Linked DNA regions of Homo sapiens: all the other regions are linked to region 3. Evidence: read pairs that join two places in POLR2A ChIA-PET (ENCODE). Cell type or tissue: GM12878. All regions are shown on one strand. Links, peaks and the distances in the headings refer to the core of each region. The heading gives the core; the rest is flanking DNA.

Region 1 (4,459 bases), core at 100-4,099, 230 kb after region 3:
ATTGCCTCAGCTGAGACCTGAGGTAGGTAGGAAACTGACCCAGGCAGGGGGAAAGGGACAACAGTGATCTCTGCAATGAGAACAGCAGGAGCAAAGGCCTGGATGAGACAGCATCCCCACCTCACTAAGGCACTAGAAGATCATCAGCTTAAGGAAACCAGCGATTCTAAAGACGCCTGCCCAGTAGGTCTCAACCCTGGCTGCACATTAGAATTACCTGGAAGCTTGAAAAAAATGCAGCAGTCTAGTCCCCCATCCCTAGAGGTTCTGATTCCCTGGGTCTGGGGAAGGTCATGGACACTGGCATTTAAAAAGTTCCCAAGCTCCCCATATGAGGCTAACCTGCAGCCTGGGCTGAGGACGCTACCACTGGTTTGTTTACTGAGGTTTGCTAATTACAGGCTGGTCTTATTCAAGGGAGTGAGGGGTTGAAGCTGCTGAGTATAGTGGGAAGAAGGGAACAGCAGGTCTTTAAAATGAGTCTGCTTTGCATCCCTGAACTGACTGAGCCAGTGGCACTCTCTACAGAGAGCCAGCTTCTCCCCATTTCCCCTCCTCTCCATCTCTTTGTTCCCACTGCCACCACCTTGTGCTGGCCCCTTGCCTCTCCAGGGATCGCCCAACCAGGCCCCTGCTGCTCAGGCAGTCAGCATGACCTTGACCCAAGGCACAGACAGGTTCCTGCGGCTCCTGGCCTGGATGGGATACGCCCACCTCCCACAGGCTCCTGAGAGAGCACATGGCCGTAATCCTCCAGCCTCACACCTGCTACCCCTCGCTTCACAACTTCTTCTACCCTGAGAAACCCCACACTTGTCATTCCCTCCCCACCTTCATTTCCCTTCCTGGAATGTCCTCTCTGCCTTCTCTACCTGAATTCCCTGTGTTCCTTCAAGAGGCTCAGGCGACAGACCCTGTAGGTGAATTCAGTGCATTCTCTGCACACCCAGCCCGCACTGCCTGCCCACATGCCTGCGTGGGAATGGTTAAGACCAGATTTCTCCAGCAGCCTTCAGCCTTTGCTTCCCAGGCCTAGTGGCCCCCAGCACAGAGCAGGCGCTCAGGGAAGGTGAATTAATGAGTGCAGCTGAGGTAAGGGCAGCGGCCAGGGCCTGCCTGCAGATATTCATGCCATTTGGGCTGCTCTCCTGTTTTGAAATGAGGAAATTGTGGGCCGGGCGTGGTGGCTCACGCCTGTAATCTCAGCACTTTGGGAGGCCAAGGCGGGCAGATCACCTGAGGTCGGGAGTTCGAGAACAGCCTGACCAACATGGAGAAACCCCGTCTCCACTAAAAATACAAAATTAGCTGGCGTGGTGGCGCATGCCTGTAATCCCAGCTACTTGGGAGGCTGAGGCAGGAGAATTGCTTGAACCCAGGAGGCAGAGGTTGCAGTGAGCCGAGATCGTGCCATTGCACTCCAGCCTGGGTGACAAGAGTGAAACTCCGTCTCAAAAAAAAAAAAAAAAAAAAGAGGAAATTGTGGTTCCCCCAGAAGAAGAGAGACTTGTCAAAGGTCATTCTGTAAATGACAGAGTTGGCATTTATTAAGTCTCAGGTTTGAGATTGTTGCCTCCAGGGTTTTTCCGGCTTTGTGTTGACAATGCCAGATTTTCAAGGCGGGGTGGAGGAGCGTGGGAATTAGGGGAAGCTGCTATGTGACCCGCATCTTTCCTCTGTCTTCCACCCAAGTGTCCTTGTGCCCCCAGCTACTTTCTCCAATTTGCCTGATTTCATCCTGGGTGTTTTGTGTTTGGCTTTCACTACTGACTTCTCCTGTGGGCCCCCTGACAGTGACCGTGACTCTTAAACAGCCTTGTGGTTTCACAGTGCCATCCCTGCCAGGCGCTAGTTTCTTCAGAGCCTTGGTCCCCCAGCTTGGGAGCCTGGGGATGGGTGTGCCCCATGGGAGGGGCAGGCAAGGACAGAGAGCAGCGAGACTGTAGTGGGGTGTTTCTGCCTGTGTGTCCCTGGGTGTCTGCATCTGCGTGGCAGCAGCCCAGCATGAGGCTGAGGGTGAGGGAGGCATGCCCGGGCATGTCTGCTGGGGCAGGCTGGCCAGGTTCCTGAGAAGACCAAGGAGATCCTTGGGAGAGGTGACTGGATCTGAGGCATGGAGAGAACGCCCGAGTCGGGAGGGAGGCGAGCCGGAGCAGGGATGGGTATTGATGAGGAGGCTGTAATGGGGGTGGCTGGTAGTAGTGGTGGGTAGCATTTATTGACTACTTACCAGATGCCTGGCACTGGGCTTAGGTCTTTTACATATATTGGATCGTTTAGTCCTTAGAACAACACCATGAAGTGAGATTTATCTCCGCTTTTCAGATTTTACATTTTGCAGTTTACAGATAAGGAAACTGAGGCTCACGTCACCAGTCATCATTGGAGTCCCTGCCTGTCTGAGCCTCTGACTACTGTCCTCTCTGGAGAACTTGAGAGCCCTTGTGGGGACATCTGGAACTGCTGGGTGGGGTTCTAGGGGTGGGGGAGCTGCAGCGGTGTGGTTCAGAGCCAGGCAAATATGGATTTCTATTGTTTTTGTGTCTCAGACTGGCAGGGTCTAAGAAGCCTTGGGTAACTTTTATAGATCTTTAAAAAACTGAATTGTTTTCACCCTGGATTCCAAGATAATAAACTTTCTTTAGCCTTTGTTCATAAGGAGGTGCAGCTTTCTCTAAAAGACTCCTTCAGAATGCTGCCTGTGATGGCTCCTCTGGGCCATACTACTACGAACCGGCATAAAAACTACAGCTCAAACCCTCCTGGGTCAAATTACAGAAGAAAACAATTCCTGGAGTGTCATAGTTGGCCACAAGCTGAACATGAGTAAGCAGCAGAGATGCTGATTTATAAGAAAAAGCTGATTTGTGACAGTGTGATCTGCAAAAGAGGGAACTGTCCTCCGCCTGCAATTTGTGTAAGGCCGAGTGACTTCCTCTGAGTTGTTCCCAAGGCTTTATTTCTAGACCGCTTGTTAGGAACGCAGAACCCCTTGCCTTGCAGAATTACTGTGGGAATGGAGGCACAGTTCTGAAGCTAGCTTGGAAATGCCCACCTATAGCTCAGAACCTCATATTTATGAGAAAACAATAGGAGAAAGCAATTCAGCTGTGATGTGCAGCTGATTTTCACCATTCCTTTGCTATGACCAGGAAATGCCCCATTGGACACTTTGTGAAGGGAGCGATGATGTCATGGCCAGAGGCACAGCTTCTTTTAATATTCAGGTTGTTAGTATTTGGCGAAGCCTGCCTCTTTCCACCCCCAACCCCTACTGGATTTTTCTGGAAGGCTTTTAGCTCTTCCCTCAATTGTGCGCACGTGTGCACACACACACAGAGACACACACACGGACATACCCCCCACAGACAGACACAAACATATCATATACATAGAGACACACACACAGACACACTACACACATAGACACACCACACACACAAAGACACACCACAGACACACAGACACTCCACACACAGACACACCACAGACACACAGACACACCACACACATACCACACAGATAGACACACCACACAGACACACCACAGACACACAGACACACCACACACACAGACACACCACAGACACACAGACACACCACACACACAGACATACGCCACACACACAGACACACATCACACACAGACACACCACAGACACATAGACACACCACACACAGAGACATACGCCACACACACAGACACACATCACACACAGACACACCACAGACACATAGACACACCACACACACACAGAGACACGGAGCACGCACACAGACAGCGGGGCCTGCCTTGAGCAGCTCCTCACCTCTGTGGATGCGTGACCACTTCCCTCACCCCAGTGTCTCTGACTCCCAGGGTGAGATGCTCCTTCACACACTGTCCTAAAGTCTGACAACAACAATATGCCAATGGTTAGTCCTGCCTCCAAAATACACCTCCCTTCAGATTGTATTTCCATCCTTCTAGGGCCTTCCGTCTTCTTCGCCAACCCCGAGTCATTGCTTCTCATCCACACAAGGTGATCACCTATGGGACTCTTTGTTTTTGAGATGAAGTCTTGTTCTGTCACCCAGGCTGGAGTGCAGTGGCGTGATCTCAACTCACTGCAACCTCTGCCTCCCGGGTTCAAGCAATTCTCTGCCTCAGCCTCCTGAGTAGCTGGGATTACAGGCACACAGCACCACGCCTGGCTAATTTTTGCATTTTTGCATTTTTAGTAGAGTCAGGGTTTCACCATGTTGGCCAGGCTGGTCGTGAACCCCTTGACCGCCTCGGCCTCCCACAGTGCTGGGATTACAGGCGTGAGCCACCACACCCCACCCGCCTATGGGACTCTTGATTCCCCACTGGCACCCCTGCGCCGACCCCAGGTTCCATTCCCCTCTTGGTAGCTGGAGTGAGCGCTGAACTGTCTGTCAGGCCATGCTGCTTCCCAGCCTTGAGAGTGAAACCCCC
Region 2 (4,459 bases), core at 144-4,143, 61 kb before region 3:
GTTGGCCATGCTGGTCTCAAACTCCTGACCTTACCTCAGGTGACCTGCCTGCCTCGGGCTCCCAAAGTGTTGGGATTACAGGTGTGAGCCACGGTGCCTGGCTAATACTTAATTTCATTGATACTTTGGATAGGTATAAGATACGGTTTTCATGAAAATATTCAGAGTGAAGAAACTTTTCGTACACTACACACAATATTTTCTTCACATAGTAAAAAAAAAAAAAAATGATGCCACTTAATAGGAAGGAAAATAAAACATCTACCTAAATATCTCATTGATAAGTAGCATTTGTATTTCTACTTGTTCCTCTCCTGTGGGCTCCTCAGGCCTCTCTCTAAATACTTTTTAGTTGCTTCTGAATAATACCCCAGAACATCTTTCTTTTAAAGGTAGAATTGTACTACTTGTAACTATTTTATCCTTACCAGGAATCTTCTCAAACGAAGTAAATATCTCCCAAAGTAGAATGTTGAAGTCTACACAACACATTTCATAGCTGGTATAGAAAAGACTGAATCACTGAAGAAAATTAGGCAGAAACTCTAAGATCTGTTATATAGTCTTCTCACTTATGAATATTAGACTAATTCTGTTTCCTTTCTCAACTGAAAAAGTTGATATTTGAAATTAATTTTTAAATCTGTCATTAAACTTTCTATTGCAGAAAGTAGTATTTCTTACCTAAAGAGCAAAATACTTAGCTCTTCTCAATTTAATCAACCCTTCTTCCAGTAAGAATTTTAAAAGCACCATCTTAGTGAAAGGCACGTTTTCACATTGAGAACTAGAATGTGGGCTTTGGAGTTAGGACTAGGTTAATTTAGCCACTTACTAATTATGTTACCCTGAGAAAGTGACTAGATTTCTTTGATTTAAAATTAGTAAAATTGAGAGAATAATTCCCACCTCATAAGTTTATTATAAAGATTAAGTTGTGTAAATACACTATAACTGGTGTTAATTGGTATTGATATCCTCTCCACCATCTGTGATGAAAGCGTGAAAAAACTCACATGCAAAATATTAGGGAAGGGATTTTCATTATAGATGTGGAAGAATTTAAAATAATTATGAGTAAATGTCTAGATAAAATGGACCATTTATTTTTAGGAAATTAGAAATTAACAAGATAAATGCAAGAAGGCAGACACTCTAAATTATGGACTAAGAACTATTGCAGGAATAGGGAAAGTTGTCTTTGAAGTGTCAGACCACAGTTTTTTCACAAGTGAAACTTTGTAAAACCTTTCAAACCTTCAAGGAATGGTTTGTGCCATTTAAACCGTTTGGAAACGTAGAAGGAAAGCATCTTATTTCTCTTTACAAAACTAGCATAATTCTGAAAAATATCACACTCAATAAAGCTGTAGTCTAATGTTACTTATTAATATACATACAAAAATTCTTTAAAAAAATTGATACAAGATAATTATACATATTTATAGGGTACATAGTGATGTTCTGTATATGTGATCAGATCAAAGTAATTAGGATATCCATCTCAAACATTTATCATTTGTGTTGGTAACACTCACTATCCTTCTAGCTATTTGAAACTGTATATTATTGTTAACTGTAGTCATCCTACTGTGGTATAGAACACTAGAACTTATTGCTCCTATCTAGATGTAATTTTGAATCCTTTAACAAATCTCTCCCTATCCTTCTCTCCCCTATGCTTCCCAGCTTCTTGTAACCTCTGTTGGACTTTGTACTTCTATGAGATTAACATTTTTAGCTTCTACATATGAGTGAGACCATGTGGTGTTTAACTTTCTGTGCCTGGCTTATTTCACATAATGTAATGTACTCCAGTTCCATCTGTTTTGCTGGGAATTACAGGATTTCATTCTTTTTTATGGCTGAATAGTATGCCATTGTGTATATACACCACATTTTCTTTATCCATTTATCTGTGGTTGGACACTTATGTTGATTTTTTTATCTTGGCTATTGTGAATAGTGCTGCAGTAAACATGGGACTGCAGATGTCTCTTTGTTATACTGATTTCTTTTTCTTTGGACTGAAATGCCAAGTAGTGGAATTGCTAGATCACGTGGTAGTTCCTATATGCAGCTTTCTGAGGAACCTCCATACTGCTCTCCATAGTGACTATACTAGTTTACATTCCCACCAACATTATAAAAAGTCTTAATAAAATGTTTGCAGCTAGAACTGAGCAGTATATTAAAAGAATAATATACCATGACTAAGATATTTTAGTAATGCAAAAAATAATTCAGTGTTAGGAATCCTTAAAAATTAAATGTTACCATATCACTAAACCAAAGGAGAAAAGCCATGTGGTCAGCTCTGTAGGTGCCAAGGAGATGTTTGTTAATTTTTTAAGAAAGAATATAAGAATACTTCCTAAGTATAGCAAAATACTATACACACATGTGCGTATAATATGTCACTCTGTATCTTAGACCAATGACTAGAATCACGATTAAAGGTAAAAAAAATTTTTAAGTTGTTGGCCTAGACTTTCTAAGGCCCCTTTAGCTCTTTACATTCTATTAGTCTGATAGAGCTATTTGCAAATATGTCATGTGTTGGCAGACATTATGTCATTTTGAACCTGATACCAACTCCGAAAGAAAGGAAACAGGTGTTATTCTCATTTTGCTTGCGCAAGGTCACATGACAGTAAGTAGCAAAACCAGAATTTTGACTCTAGATTCATTCCTTTTTTTAACTCTAAAAAGTTATTTCCTACAAGGCAGCGTGCTATAATGTTGTGATCCTCAAATTTTGGTGTGTATCTGAATTACTTTGGATGCTTGCTTTAAAATGCATTATCTTGGGTTTTACCTTCAGTCTAATTGAGTAGGATTAGGGCGATCCAAAATTTGCATTTTTACCATGTCTTCTGCTAAAGGTGATTCACTGAGGACACATTAAGTGCATGCAAACAACAGATGTTGTAAACAGATGTGGTGTTGAGCAAATATAGAGACAAATAAAAGTAGATTTGAATACTACTTCCTCCTACTGAACTATTTGTAAAATCTTAGCAGTCAAGTGATGAATGGTACATAGGCAATAAAGCATACTGGGTGAGAGTGTGGGCTTTGGATCAATGAATCTTGGGCATGTTGCCTGATGATAATGGTACTCACTTCATAAGGAGGTTTTAAGGACATATGTGTAAGTTTTCATAGAGAGGAATGAGAAAGCAGAGCAGAGACAGTCAAGTGTTAGTTATACTTCAGTGGAAGTCTCAATACAGGTACATGCGTGCGCACACCCACAAAGCACATCAAGAAAGGGGACCCAGGAGTTCCCCACCAACAAAAAGATTTTGTTTCTCCCATCAGCTTTTATTCTGCTGAAAGTCATTAGAGACTATTGAAATTTTTTATTTTTAATTATATCTCAAAGTGGATTGATACTGCAGTTGGTGAAGTAGATTCCACAGTAAATATGTGAGTAGGTGTTTCAGAAGTACTGACTTTGATTTTTTGGTAGCATTTGAGATAATACAGGTTTTACTCTACTTCTAAAAATATTTTATTTAAAAGAAAAATGAAATGAAGGTTTATATAAAAAGGCATCACAGTTTTGGACTGTTTTACTCTGATATTTAGAATTGTTTCAGATGGATTTTTTAGATCTGATATGTTTTACTGGTGTAGAATATTGGCAGGCTGTATGAAGAAAACGTGGAAGAGATTTTGGCTTTCCTTCTCTCTGTGCCTATCTCCTATTATATTTCTTCTCACTCCCTTTTTAGGTTTGTTAACTAACCATAATATGGAATACATATTGTTATTTCTCACATTTCTAGAATACATCTTTGTGATCTGCATTTATTTTATATTCAATTCTGATTACTATATTCTGTATTATAGCTGCTTAAAGATGTACTCCAATCTTATTTCCATTTTTAAATGACTATAATTTTAGCTTATGTTTATCACTTTTTTCAGTTCAATTAAGAAAAAAGTTTCTGCCCATATGTATGTACTACCTGAAGCTTTCATAAAATGAGCACTTGAGACACTGTGTAAAATGTATAGAATCCTGGCCAGGCATGGTAACTGACACCTGTAATCTCAGCATTTTGGGATGCCAAGTTGGGAGGATCACTTAAGGCCTGGAGTTCGAGACTAGCTTGGGCAACATAGTGAGACCTCATCTCTAAAAAATTATTTTTTAATTAGGCAAGTGTCGTGGTACACACCTGTATTTCTAGCTACTTGGGAGGCTGAGGCAGGAGGATCACTTGAGCCCAGGAGTTCAAAGTTACAGTGAGTTATTATTGTACCAATGTACTCCTGCGTGGGCAACAGATTGAGACCCTGTGTCTTTAAAAAAAAAAAAAAAAAGGATTATAGTATCCTTATATTTCTTTTAAAGTGGTTATAGTTGTTAGCATTTCATTTAGTTAAATAAATGAAATTGTGTCTTTTCCAGGAGAGAAGGCAGAAACACATAGTTTATCTGCTCCAG
Region 3 (4,459 bases), core at 113-4,112:
TGCTTGAAAGAAGTCTCTGTGAAGTGGGAGACACACAGGCTTAGATGTGCACAACTGTGGACAAGTGCTCTGATAGAAGCAGGTGATCTGACAGGTGAGGGCTGTGGAGGGAGTGGGGGAAGGCTTCCCTGAGGAGGTGACATGTGAGCTGAGTGTGGAAGGTCTAGGAGGAGACAGCCAAGTTGGGATGGGGATGTCAGTCTGCTCGGGCTGCCATAACAAAACGCCATAGACTGGGTGGCTTAAAACACAGGAAATTATTTCCACGGTTCTGGAGGCAAATGTCGGGGGTCACATGCCAGCTCGGTGGAGTGCTGGTGAGGGCTCCCCTCCTGGCCTGCAGACAGCTGCCTTCTCATTATATCCTCACATGGTGGTGAGGGTGCACAGGGAGAGAGCTCTCTGGGGTCTCTTTTTGTCAGGATGCTAATCCCATCCTGGGGGCCTCACCGTCATGACCTCCTCTAACCCTAATCACCTCCCAAAGGCCCCGCCTCCTAATACTATCCCACGGAGGGGTTAGGGCATCAACATAAGAATTTGGAGGGGGCCACAGTTCAGTCCACAGCAGGATGTGTGTGTGTGGAGTGAAGCAGGTACTTCAGGCTGAAGGAATGCCTGGGCAAAGGCAAGGAGACAGGACTCGGTGCCACCAGTCAGGGAACTAGAAGCAACTCAATATGTTGAGGAAGCAGGGCAGGCTCTCGGGGCTGGGATGAGAGATGAGGCTGGAGTGACCCATGTGCCATGCAAAGGCTTTTGAGTTTTAACTCGAGGCCCTGTGCTTCCCCAGACTGACCGGGCCTCAACATCACCTGGGAATCCTGGAAGGAAACAGGTTCCTGGGCCTTGCTCCAACCTAAGGAACCCGAATCTGCATAGGTGAGGCCTCAGAATCAGCCTTCCCAGCAGCGCGGTGGGGAGTACAGGGGAGCCGCGGGAGGGTTTTGGGAGGGGGGAAGCAGCTACATGGTAGACCCTGCACGCGCCCTCGCTCCTCTGCTGGAGGAAGTGATGAGGGCAGGCCTGGGGCTGGCAATGGGATCCTCAGCAGTTGCTGCTCAGATCAGTTGCCTCCTTGGACCATGTTCCCATGAGCAAGACAGGAGCCACCAGGAAATGCAGGTTTCCATTTGGACAAGCTCCTTTAGGCTGGACAGTCGAGGGATGGTAGAAGTGTGCCCCCACCCCATTTCTGCCCCACTTTGCTCTAATGGTGTGAGTTGGAAGGACCATCTCCCTCACTTTTCCCTTCATCCTGAGTGAAACCTGGTTTCCACAGCTCACATGGCGCCGTATTTCCAACGTTCAGAGCACATTGGAAAGTTGGGAGGAAGGATGAGGCTTGTGTTTTCACTCACAGTAAGTCAAAGGGGCTTCTTGGGATGGTCCATTTCCCTAGTTGTTCAGCAGAGGAAGGGGCTTTGTGATCACTGTTTACATTGTATTTGTTTTCCTCCTAGAACTCCCTCCAGAAGATGATAATGAAAGTGTCTGACGCATAAGGAAATAAATAAGATGGTTATGTGCCCAGCTCAAGGGCTAAGGTGTTGGTCAAGACCACACCCGAGGGGCTGCCAGTCACAGGGTGGGGTCCAAGCTCCTCACCAGACCCAACCTCCCCTGCTCTGCAACCTCATCCTTCCCCTGTCTTTCCTGGGTTAAATTTTACACTTAGTAACACTGAAACCAGGCAGTTTCACACCTCCGAGCCTGCATCTATGCTCATCTCTTTACCTGAAACGTCTTCTCTCACCCCTCCCCCTCTGTCTGGCTAATTCCTGCTCATTCTCCAAGACCCAGTTCTCCGTGGTACCCCTTCTCACCCAACACACACCCCTCAATCTAGCCTTTTCTGTGAGCAACCTACACCACCTTATGCTGACCTGGTTGGGAGCACATATATAGAAAGTTTGTGTGCCTGCCCCTCCCCAACTCCCCAGTTCCTCAAAAGTAGGGTCTGTGGTGCTAAATTTTGTCTCTGCAGTCTCTGACATATCTAGGAGCTCAACATATATCTGCTAAATCAAACAGAATCCAGATGAACAAGAATGCCCTCGACATGTAGATGTCACAATTCAACAGCATTCTAAGGGTTTGCTCGTGCTCATGGGTATCTTTAGGACAGGTGGCTTTTAAGGCCTCAATATAGATGTAACACCCTACTCCCCTCGCACAAAAAACAAAAAAACAAAAAAAACTTTAACCCAAATAAACTGAAAGTGATTATTTGCATCTCAAAAGATTGGGGGGAGGCAGGTTTTCTTTAAACATTAAACCTTTGCTGGAACTTTCAGAAACTTTCCTTATAGATCATTAACTTCTGGGGGAGGGTGGGAGCAGAAGCCGTGGAGTCTGAATTCAGAGGTGCCTCTATAAAAGAGGAAGCAAGGCAGAAAATCTTGGAACCAGACAGAGCTGGGTTCAGATTCTAGCTATACTAGCTGTGTGGCCTTGGGCAAGCTACTTAACCTCTCTGCAGCTCGATTTCTTTATCACTAAAGTGGAGATACACTATACCTATTTTGCATGGTTGTTGTAAAGATGCAAAAGATCCTATGTGGGGTACCTTAGCTCATAGGATGCCCCCAATAATAGTAACAGTGTTGCTGCTGTCAGGCTTAACACTGGGCATGCAGGAGAAGAAGGAGTCTTGAGGGGCTTTTAACTTAGACGGCAGGAATAAGAAAGCCAGGAAGGGCCAAGCCACTGTGCCAGCACATTTTCAGTATCACAGCACTTCATGATTTTTTTCACAAATCTTTTGATTTTTTTTTAAACTAAATCTTTCCATGTTGAACAGGCAGATGCTGGCGACAGCACTGTGCAGTGTACTGGCATGAGGGCCTGGACTCTAGGAGGCTGGACTACAGCTTACCCAGCTGTGGATCCTGGGGCGTTCACTTACACTCAGTGTCTATAGAAAGGAGACAATAGGCCAGGCGTGGTGGCTCACACTTGTAATCCCAGCACTTTGGGAGGCCCAGGCGGGCAGATCATGAGGTCAGGAGATCGATGCCATCAAGGCTAACACGGTGAAACCCCATCTATACTAAAAATACAAAAAATTAGCCAGGCACGGTGGTGGGCACCTGTATTCCCAGCTACTTGGGAGGCCGAGGCAGGAGAATGGCGTGAACCTGGGAGGCGGAGCTTGCAGTGAGCCGAGATAGCGCCACAGCACTCCAGCCTGGGTGAAAGAGCGAGACTCCGTCTCAAAAAAAAAAAAAAAAAAAAAAAAAGAAAAGGAGACAATAGCCACTGCCTACTTCTTAAGGCTGAAATACGAGATAATGAATTTAAACTGCTTAGCCAATGCCTGGTGCCAGTATGCCCACTGCAAATAGTGCAGGCACCACTCTGTGAAGCGATCAATACTAAAAAGCAAAAGCAGTCAATGCTTTGTTAAAGGAACTTCTTGTTCTGGGAACATGGTGAGTTTCGGGGAGGGAAGAGGCCACCCAGGACCCTGGAGACCACCTGTCACCAGAGCTGTGTAACTGCTACAGGAGAGGTGTCCCAATCCAGACCACAAGAAAGGGTTCTTGCATCTCTCGCAAGAAAGAATTCAGGGCAAGGCTGGGCGTGGTGGCTCATGCCTGTAATCCCAAACTTTGGGAGGCCGAGGCAGGTGGATCACTTGAGGCCAGGAGTTCGAGACCATCCTGGGCAACATGGTGAAACCCCATCTCTACTAAAAATACAAAAAGTAGCCAGGCGTGGTGGTGCATGTCTATAGCCCCAGCTACTCAGGAGGCTGAGGTGGGAGAATCCATCGCCCCACTGCCCTCCAGCCTGGGCAACAGAGCAAGACTCTGTCTCAAAAAAAAAAAAAAAAAAAAAAAAGCAAGGTGCGTTCACAGTGCAAAGCAAAAGCAAGTTTAGTAAGAAAGTAAAGTGGTGAAAGTACAGCTACTCCATAGACAGAGGAGGGAGTTCTGGAAAGTACGAGGAGGAACGCATCCACCCTGGGTACAATACTCGCTTACACAGGATAAAAAAGGATCATGGGGAGATGTGCTGTGCTACAAGGGTTTGTGATAAAGGATTAATTTTCTTAGTTACTATATTTTGCAATAATCGATATTATTAACTTTAAAGCATAATTACAAATGAGTCTGTTCTCAAGATATCAGGATATCAGGACACTCCTAAGTCTGGGTCTGTTTAGCAAACGTTATTAATTTGTTCTCTTAACCGTAAATATCTAGAAGCTGGGTATAGCTAACTCACTGGGAATGTGGCCCAGCAAGTCCCAGCCTCATTTTCCTCGCCCTCACACAAGATGGAGTCGCTCTGGTTCGAAGCCTCTGACGTAACCTTGGGCCTGTACTGTGACACAGAGGGTTTGCACTGGATAATCTCTCAAGCTCCTAGATTGCCAAGACGCCAGTCCACTCACAGCTCCCCAGGCTCCGCTCTCCTGTTGCCCTGCCAGACGCCCCTTCCCCCACCTTGT
Region 4 (4,459 bases), core at 274-4,273, 100 kb before region 3:
CCAGTAGTTTGTTTGGTTTCACCTATTTAATAATCAACACAGTATTTAGCTGGCCCCATTATCTTAAAAAAATTTTCAGCCAAAGTTTATAAGTAGTTGCTATTTTTCTTATTTTAGTTTTTTAAACATTATATGCTATATTTTACTTCATTCTGAATTATAATGTCTTCCACCTTTCTCTTCTCATACTGTACTTTCTTGTTTATTCTTACTGACATGTTAACTTACTGGTATCATCAAATGATTAAGATGTGATTTAAAAAAAATGATCTGGTGGGTTCAGATATACTGGATTGCTATATAGCTTACTCCAAAAAAGCATTTATTAAATGATATCTACACAGTAGTTATAAAAAAAGAAAATTTATTAAGTGATATCTTCTGTGTCATAAAACAAGTCTCAATAAATATAGAAGGATTTAAGTCATGCAAAGTATATTTTCAGACAACAGTGGAATAGAAATCAATAACAGAGCTTCCATAGCCTAATGAAAGGCATCTATTAAAAAAAAAATAAAACCTCTACAATTATTATCATACTCAATGGTAAACACTGCATGCTTTCTCCCTAAGACTTGGCCCAAAAAAGGGTATTCACTTTTAACACCTGTATTCAACATTGTGCTGGAGATTATAGCCAGTGCGGTAAGGGAAGAAAAAGAAATAAAAGACATTCAGGGTAGAAACGAAGAAGTAAAACCAGTGGGGTTTTGCCAGTGACTTGATGATCTATGTAGAAAATCTAGTGAATCTATAGAATAGCTACTATAACTAACAAATGAGTTTAGCAAGGTTGCCAAATACAAGACCAATATGTAAAATCATTTGTCTAGATACTTGCAAGAACAATTGGAAATCAAAAAATGTTAAAGCAATGCTGTTTATAATATCATCAAAATATACAATGCTTAGTAATAATTCTGACAAAAGATGTGTAAGGCCTTTACATTGAAAACTACAAAACACTGCTGAGCAAAATTAAAGACTTGGATGAGAGAGATGCTATGTTCATGGGTATATTGCACACACCCAGTATTTTAAAGATACGTTGTTTCTTCCTGAGGTGATTTATAGATATAATACGTTCCAGCTCAGAAATCTCAGAAGACTTCTTTGTAAAATTGATAAGCAGATTTAAAAATTTATATGGAGGCCAGGCACGATGGCTCATGCCTGTAATCCCAGAAATTTGGGAGGCTGAGGCAGGTGGATCACTTGAGGCCAGGAGTTCAAGACCAGCCTGGCCAACATGATGAAACCCCATCTCGACTAAAATACAAAAATTAGCTGGGCTTCGTGGCACATGCCTGTAATCCCAGCTACTTGAGAGGCTGAAGCACAAGAATCACTTGAACCCAGGAGGTGGAGGTTGCAGTGAGCCGAGATCGCGCCACTGCACTGAGTGACAGAGCAAGACTCTGTCTCCAAAAAAAGAAAAGTATATGGAAAGGCAGAGGACCTAGAATAGCCAAAGCAACTTTGGAACATAAATTGAAGGATTAACATTACCTTATGAAAGCTTATTAAAGCTGCAGTAATCAAGAGAGTGTGGTAATAGTGTCATGGTAGGCAAATGATCAATGGACCAGAATAGAGTGTCCAAAAATAGACTAACATATTACGAACAACAGATATTTGATAAAGATATAAAGCAGATTAGTGGAGAAGGGTAGCATTTTCAACTAAGGATGCTGAAACAGTTGAATTCCATATACCAAAAAAAAAAAAAAATGAGCTTTCATCCATACTTCACAACATACAGTTCTAAATGTACCATAGATCTAAATGAAAACTGGAAACTACAAATTTCTAGAAGAAAATATAGAAGAAAGTCCTAATGACTTTGGGTTATGCAAAGATTTCTTAGAAATGACACCAAAAGCACCTCATCAAAATTAAAAAACGTATGCTCTTCAAAAGACATATTAAGAGAATGAAAAGAAAAGCAAGAGACTAGCAGAAAATATTTATAAAACATATCTGTTAAAGGTCTTATATTTAGAATATATAAAGAACTCCAATACTCAATAGAAGGAAAACAATCAACCCAACTTTTAAAAATGGGCAAAAGACCTGAACAGTTCTTCACAGATGTACAGGTGGCAAATTAGCATGTGATAAAATGCTCAATATCATTAGGCATTATGGAAATGCCAATTAAAACCACGGTAAGATAATACATTGTCTGTTAGAATGATTAAAAAAGACTAATCATACTAATGATGGAGGAGTAGGAACTCTCTTTTCTAATATGCTTTGGTGGAATATAAAATGTATAATGAATAAGCACATTTGAAAACAGTTTGGAAGTTTCTTAAAAGTGTACACCTGCCATATGGTCTAGCTATTACACTCCTAGGTATTTACCCAAGACAAGTGCAAATATATGTTCATATAAAGATTTCTACACAAATGTTCATAGCATCTAAACAACCCAAATGTCTATCAGTAGGTGAATGGATAAACAATTTGTGGTATATCCATACAATGAAACACTACTTAGCAATAAAAAGGAATAACTGATTGATAAATGTAACAATGTGGATAAACCTCAAATTAATTATGTGGAGAGAAAGCAGAAAAAAAAGGTACCTACTATATGATATCATTAACCTAAGACTCCAGAAAAAATGCAAACTAATAAATAGTGACAGAAAGGAGATCAGTGGTTGCTTGTGAATAGAGTGGGGTAGGGTAGGCTGGGAGGAAAGGATTACAAAGACACATGGGAAATTCTTGGGAGTCGTGGATATGTTCTTTGTCTTGATTATGCTGATGGTTTTGTAGACGTTTATGCAGTTTCAAAACTTATCAAATCGTACACCTTAAATATATACAGTTTATTGTATATCAACTTAGTCAGTAAAGCAGTTTTTAAAAATCCTAAGCATATTATTGTCAAACTGCTTGGAAATAAAGAGAAGAATCTTAAAAGCATCCAGAGAGAAAAGACACAAATTCTATACTTTAAGTATGTGCAATTTTTTTATGTCAGTTGTTTTTGAATAAACATTTTAAAATTAGTTTCAAAAAATTAGGGTGTTTAAGAATGCCTGTAGAGATGGTAAAGCTAAAGAAAATGTGGAAGTGGTTATCTCTGGTGCGGAGGGAAGGTTTTGGGATCAGGGAGGAATAGGGAATTCAAAGTTAATGGAAATGTTCAGCTTCTAAATATGGATAGTAGTTATAGATTCACTTTATTATTCATTTCTAACAGTCCAAATAAATTATATGCATTCTTTTGTATATATGATAAATTAAACAATTTTTGAAACTAAAGGTAACTTTTTATCTTTGGAAAAGACAAATGACCATCTTTTGGATGCTTTCAGTCAGAAACTAACAATACAGTTAGAATCTGTTACTCTATTAAGTAATAATAAGACAGAGGGGAGTCTCAATGCTTTGTTTTTGAAGGTTTTTAGAAAACAAAATACCTGAAATGTACTATCATCTCTAACAACAAAAAATTTTATAACATTCACAGCAAATATTTAAGTCTATAAGATTATCTCTCTCTGTGTTTCTCATCACTTTACAATCTTAGGCACTTGCTATTACATATTTATTTTAGAAAGCAGAAGTTTCAAAAATCGCTTTCTAAATATAAAATTAAATTATAATAGATAATATTTTTGAGCCTACATACACGGGAGATTTGGATATATCAGTCTCTTAAGAACCTCTCGTATATCCTGAAAAATTTACTTTAAATTACCCCAGTATGGGCTGCACACTGTGGCTTACACCTGTAATCCCAGCACTTTGGGAGGCCAAGGCAAGTGGATTGCCTGAGCCCAGGAGTTCAAGACCAGCCTGGGCAAAACAGTGAAACCTCATCTCTACAAAAAATACAAAACTTAGCTGGGCATGGTGGCACACACAGTAGTCCCAGCTACTCTGGAGGCTGAAGTGGGGAATCACTTGAGTCTGGGAAGTTGAGGCTTCAGTAAGCTGTGATCACACCCCTGCGCTCCAGCCTAGGCGATAGGACGAGACCATGTCTCAGAAAAAAAAAAAATGCTACCTCAGTATAATAATGTAAGTACTATCAGAAAGTAAGCGTTCTTGTCTCCGTCATCGTCTCTAATTTTATCTGTTGTACCAAATGTGCAAACTCTGAGTAATACTGACTTTAAAAATTTACAATTTCATTGTAAAAATGAAATTGCATCTTAACTCTCTCCTATTTACAAAACTCATATGTATATATATATGTGTATATATGTATATATGTGTATATATATGTATATATATGTGTGTATATATATAGTCGTTCCTTAGTATCTGTTGGAGATTGGTTCCAGGATCCTGTGGATAGCAAAATCCGTGGATGCTCAAGTCCCTTATAAAATGGCATACTATTGCATATAACCTGTACACATCCTCTTAAATACTTTAAATGATCTCTGGGTTACTTATAAAACCTAATACAATGTAAATGCTGTATAAATAGTTG

What was found. Peaks named below come from ENCODE experiments on the same cell type or tissue, not always from the same donor. Only the 100,000 strongest peaks of a DNase experiment are listed, where the experiment ranks them.
Region 1: POLR2A ChIA-PET joins it to region 3 with 7 read pairs; 2 of 35 experiments call an interaction of 5 or more read pairs at or near these places.
Region 2: POLR2A ChIA-PET joins it to region 3 with 5 read pairs; 2 of 35 experiments call an interaction of 5 or more read pairs at or near these places.
Region 4: POLR2A ChIA-PET joins it to region 3 with 8 read pairs; 2 of 35 experiments call an interaction of 5 or more read pairs at or near these places.

The regions. Positions count from the first base shown.
Region 1 is chr1:181,133,119-181,137,577 of GRCh38, forward strand. No RefSeq gene overlaps it. Among named protein-coding and RNA genes, the nearest start is that of LINC01732, 39 kb to the right of the region's middle. RefSeq lists enhancers at 1,449-2,648, 1,816-2,235, 1,943-2,526, 2,846-2,895. In GM12878, for the core only: a CTCF peak has its summit at 2,449; a DNase peak (open chromatin) is centred at 1,713; H3K4me3 peaks cover 1,493 bases; H3K27ac peaks cover 3,655 bases.
Region 2 is chr1:180,846,644-180,851,102 of GRCh38, forward strand. All of the region lies in intron 11 of XPR1 (xenotropic and polytropic retrovirus receptor 1), which reads left to right. Among named protein-coding and RNA genes, the nearest start is that of LINC02816, 58 kb to the right of the region's middle. In GM12878, for the core only: no CTCF peak of the experiment used is centred there; no DNase peak of the experiment used is centred there.
Region 3 is chr1:180,907,410-180,911,868 of GRCh38, forward strand. LINC02816 (long intergenic non-protein coding RNA 2816) reads left to right here. Exons shown (of 4, transcript NR_185877.1): 2 at 794-882; 3 at 1,283-1,362; 4 at 1,464-4,459. Among named protein-coding and RNA genes, the nearest start is that of LINC02816, 3.0 kb to the left of the region's middle. In GM12878, for the core only: no CTCF peak of the experiment used is centred there; DNase peaks (open chromatin) are centred at 1,662, 1,932 and 2,242; H3K4me3 peaks cover 1,421 bases; H3K27ac peaks cover 772 bases.
Region 4 is chr1:180,806,572-180,811,030 of GRCh38, forward strand. The region is part of intron 6 of XPR1 (xenotropic and polytropic retrovirus receptor 1); the gene reads left to right. Among named protein-coding and RNA genes, the nearest start is that of LINC02816, 98 kb to the right of the region's middle. In GM12878, for the core only: no CTCF peak of the experiment used is centred there; no DNase peak of the experiment used is centred there.